2 separate regions of the Homo sapiens genome follow, and region 2 is linked to region 1. A link is an interaction called in ENCODE POLR2A ChIA-PET data of the cell type or tissue named here. Cell type or tissue: OCI-LY7. All regions are shown on one strand.

The links. ChIA-PET counts read pairs that join two places held together with the same protein. Peaks named below come from ENCODE experiments on the same cell type or tissue, not always from the same donor. Only the 100,000 strongest peaks of a DNase experiment are listed, where the experiment ranks them.
Region 2: POLR2A ChIA-PET joins it to region 1 with 7 read pairs; 5 of 35 experiments call an interaction of 5 or more read pairs at or near these places.

What each region holds. Positions count from the first base shown.
Region 1 is chr10:88,361,702-88,364,201 of GRCh38, reverse strand. RNLS (renalase, FAD dependent amine oxidase) reads left to right here. Exons shown (of 7, transcript NM_001031709.3): 5 at 1,477-1,650. All of the region lies in intron 1 of LOC101929727 (a long non-coding RNA gene), which reads right to left. Among named protein-coding and RNA genes, the nearest start is that of RNLS, 220 kb to the left of the region's middle. In OCI-LY7, no CTCF peak of the experiment used is centred here; no DNase peak of the experiment used is centred here.
Region 2 is chr10:87,868,042-87,870,541 of GRCh38, reverse strand. The region is part of intron 1 of PTEN (phosphatase and tensin homolog); the gene reads right to left. Among named protein-coding and RNA genes, the nearest start is that of PTEN, 5.7 kb to the right of the region's middle. In OCI-LY7, no CTCF peak of the experiment used is centred here; no DNase peak of the experiment used is centred here; H3K4me3 peaks cover 2,500 bases; H3K27ac peaks cover 1,578 bases.

The sequences.
Region 1 (2,500 bases):
TATGTTCCATGTCTGAATGAGCCTTCCTAAGGCAGAACAGAACTATGACCTTCTCTGAAACCCAAACTATTAATGTTGTACATACATAAACAAGCAGCTCCCTGAGACCTTAAAGGTAGGGGTATTGGAGATAGAAAGTAAAAAGTAGAAGAAATGTCTTCTTTCCCCACCTCAAGATGGAACACTGTCCCATTTTCCTAAGTATTTTTTCTTGTCCCATTTTCCTAAATATTTTTTCTATCTATAGTAGAAAAAGTTACTATTTAATGAACACTTATTATATGCCAAGCACTGTGCTATGCATTATTTCATATAATCCTCACAACAGACTAATGCATTCTGTACTATTATTGCCAGTATAGACAAGAGAACTATAATCAGAGCAATTAAGTAGTTTGACCAGTGTCACATATCTGGTAAGTGGAGAGTCAGGATTTGAACCTAAACCTGCTCAATTCCTTTTCCAGGCTTTTCCTATTATTTACCTCCTACATTTCAACTTCTTTTGTGAAGAAGTTGACACAGACATTATTTCTTTGCATGTCTGTGTTTGCCTTTCTATCCCTTTAAAGTTTCATCTTTGGTGTGCTTGTAATGAGTAGGGTAGGGACCTATAAACAAAGATGACTAAGGTGTGGTCCCTCTGCTTAAGTAGAGGGACTTAATTATTGGCATCTTTCTGCCCATAATCCACTGGCAGAAAAATGACAGGCAAACAAATCACTCTATGACATGGAAGAATTTGTGTGCATGTGTGTATGTGTGTGTGTGTAGCAGTTTTTGTTTGTGTTCTGCAACTTTTAAGTTCAGGTGTACATGTGCAGGATGCTCAGGTTTGTTACATAGGTAATCATGTGCCATGGTGGTTTGCTGCACAGATCATCCCATCCCCTAGGTATTAAGCCCAGCATCCATTAGCTCTTCATCCTGATGCTGTCCCTCCCCAATGCCCCCATCCCCAACAGACCCCAGTGTGTGTTATTCCCCCCTTGTATCCATGGAATAATTTAAGAGGTCATAACAGATGGAGCATCAGCCTCCTCATCTGTAACTTGGAAATAATACTCTACCTTTCAAAACTGTTGTTATGATAGAGTGAAATGCTTATGTCAAGTATATAGCAAATACCCTAACTTGTAGTAAGGGGTCAGTGTATGGAATCTATAATGTGGCCAGACAGTCCAAGGACTGGGATACCAGACTAGAAAAGCAATTTGGAGCCAGATTTTGAGAACCTTGAACGCCATTCCAAAGAATGTGGACCTTCAGCTTGATAAAAACAATTTGCCAAAGTTAATAATTATTCCAAAAAGAAATTAGAGCTGGTGCTATTTTACATTACCTTTCAAAATTCATTGTAAGTGAGATGGAGTTGGTGGAAGCTGTTGTAACTGGTTTAAAGGAATTTTATATTTGATGTGCTAAAAGGAAAGATGGTATTTTTAAGTTTGATGCCTTTTATTTTTTCTTCCACAGTAATTAGTGAATGCCAAAGGCAGCAACTGGAGGCTGTGAGCTACTCCTCTCGATATGCTCTGGGCCTCTTTTATGAAGCTGGTACGAAGATTGATGTCCCTTGGGCTGGGCAGTACATCACCAGTAATCCCTGCATACGCTTCGTCTCCATTGATAATAAGAAGCGCAATATAGGTCAGTACCCCTATTATTTCCCTTAAATACAGCAACAATGGTGGGTGTAGATCATGAAAAATGCTGTTTAATTGAGTGTTGCCATTCTGAACAGAGCAAGCATTTAACTCCAAGCCACAGGGGATAAAATTTAATGTCACATTTGGCCAGTAATAAAATACACAGTGAAACCAGCAAAGTTTTTCAGAATTTCATTCACCACATGGTTTATATTACTGAGTTCATGAAAATAGTGTCAGAAGGTTTAAGATTTCAAAATGGCCCAAGTTCTATTGCTTTAATATGGATGCATCTATATGCACATGTATCTCTCATTTGTTTCTTGGTGAAGTTTGTTTTTGTTTGTTTGGTTTGGGTATTTTTTTTTAATTTGATAAGTGCTGCTCTTCCACTCCCTCGGCTAGAAATTAAAGGAGAATTTTACTATGTTATGAAAATCCTTCATTTCAATATAATTTTATTGTTTATTTACATTTTATCTGGGGAAAAATGGTAAATTTACTTTATAAACAATGTAACGGGTAAAATGTTTTATGAGAGCTTCACTAGAATGTGGTGAATCTACACTCCACCCTTTTTGTTGAAGATAGTTATAAAAATTAGATTTGAATTGTAAGAAAAACATAACTGATTCCTTTTAGGCAAAAAGGTGAAGAAAGTGTATTCTCATTTGTAGGACTGCAGTGATCCCTGAGAATGCTGCTTTTTGTGGAATAACCGTTAAGGATGTAAAATGACTAAAACTCTTGAATTGTCCTGTCAATCTGTTACAGTGTTTTATGGGACAGTAATGGCTTCACCAAGCCATTAGTTAGAAGTCTGGCTTGATAAAATCACCAACTAATGTCTC
Region 2 (2,500 bases), 490 kb after region 1:
AAGTTGACCTATCTTCAACACTAAAGAAAATTTAAGATTATAACAAAGTTTAAAAATTCTACTTCATTATGCTAATAGGAAGTTTTTGCCTTTTATATTTTAAAGCAAATAGTTTTTGATTGGCATAATTAATTTTACTTTGGTCAACAGTTTGAGTTAGCAGAGATTTATTTCCCATTTGTGATGAACCAGCAAAATCACAGACATGTCATACCCAGACTTCCTAAAGGAATACCCTTATTTTTAAAAACACTTATAACTTGAAACAAAATCCTAACATGGCCCAAACTGAGGAAATTCAGTTACAATCATACACCATAAATGAAAATACAAATAATTTCCCTACATACATAACCTGAAATTACAGTTTTTCAGAGCAGTAGCTACCATTTAAGTATTTACAATGTGGCAGGTACTATGCTAAATGAAATTACTTATTATTATCTCACTTACTATTCAAGATAAACGTATGCGGTAGGTTCCATTATCATCCCCATTTTACAGATAAAATAGATTGAGAAAATCTAAATAACCTACTCAAAGTCATCCAGCTACTAAATGGAAGATCCAGGATTACAAAACAAGCAGTCTGGCTCCAGAGCCCACACTGCCTCCCTAAAATCTAAAATGAAACAATGTATATATGCTTAAAAGTATAGATAAACGTAATACTCAAAATTTTAACATAATTTAAAATAGATCTGACCATATTTAAAAACTATAGAACAATATTCTCTAAGGTAGTCTTTTCTTTAAAGAAACAAAAATTCGTTTTTTAATAAATATTAAGATAAAAGGTTTGCTAACTTTGTATACACATACACACACAGAGAAATCAAACACTGGTTAGATTCACTGTTCATATTTGAAGTGGTGAGTACTGATAATAATTATGTGTATAATTACTTAAAATATAATGTGTAAACAGTCTTCTTTTTCACACTATGTGGAGGTCAAGAAAATTCTTTTGATGGCAGGTACAGCTACAATATCCATCTCTCAATATTCTCAACACTGGCCAGGCGCAGTGGCTCACGCCTGTAATCCCAGCATTTTGGGAGGCCGAGGCAGGCGGATCACTTGAGGTCTGGAGTTTGAGACCAGCCTGGCCAAGGTGGTAAAACCCCATCTCTACTAAAAGTACAAAAACTATCTGGGCGTGGTGGCATGCACCTATAATCCCAGCTGCTTGGGAGGTTCAGGCAGGAGAATCGCCTGAACCTGGGAGGCAGAGGTTCCAGTGAGCCGAGATCCTGCCACTGCACCCCAGACTGGGCGATAGAGCGAGATTCCATCTCAAAAAAAAAAAAAAAAAAAAAAAAATTCTCAACACTGCCAAAAAGTAATGCCTTGAAGATGTCCTAATACCTTGAAGATGTTCACACATGTCCCAATGTCAACTGTTGCAAATGAAGAATCTGCCTTAACTATACAGAACTAAAACTTCCCAAATAAAATTAATTCACCCTTAAATTATGTTACTCTTCTTATATTTGCCGATACTTATTTATTCCAGTGCAAATTATTTTAAAAGAATTAAATTGCTAATACTTCCTCTGCAACCAATGAAAAAAATTCAAAAAACTAAGGGAAAGGTGAATAGTCAAGTACAATATACTAATTTCACCTTTCTTGGCAAATTATTTTACATTAGTGAATGCATATACTCAATATGTACAAAGAGAATCACCAAACACAGACCAATATACTTTTAACCACCTATGGAAGAACGTATATGTGGCAGTAATGCACCCTATAAAAGACTTACAGTTATCAGTTTGCTCAGCAAAGCCTTACCAATTTAAGGTTAGTCTAACCTCAACATTATTCTCTCTGATAAGCAACTAAATTAATTTCAAAGCTACCAAATAGAAAGCAATTGTAAAACAGAACTGACTGACCCCAGTCTCACAAATTTCCTAAGTCACTATCTTCAGAACAAATCCTAACATCTTTTCTTAATGAATTCAGGCCACAAGATGAATTCTTCAATGCTGACTGTGAAAATCAAGTTTAACAGAAAAAATGAAGAAAAAGGTAACAAGATTAAGAACTAATGGGTTCCATGTAATAAAACTTCTGAACTGTTTGTTTAACCCAACGGTTTCTACAGAAAAAAAAAAATACATTTCTTAAGCTATGTTAATATTACATTTTCTGGAAGCTAAATCCTTGTAGTATGGCAGAGGCCTCACATTTCAATTAAGCAGAAAATTGTCATATGCATGCAACACTTCTACAATTCTCTTTACAAACTCTGAAGTCACACACAATATCAATAATAAAAGTGATTTCCTAAGCTTTCGTCTTACTTAAAAGATTGAGATGAAAATTTAAAAATAGCACGTTTACTTCAAGTGAATTAATGTTAAAACTTTGTGAAGTGAATTTCCCATAACAAATACTCCTCCATTAAAAGTCACTGAAGTGATTACTTCAGAAGCGGCTTAAAATATTTTTTTAAGTGTTGCGCTATCACCAAATGAACAAACAGCAAATG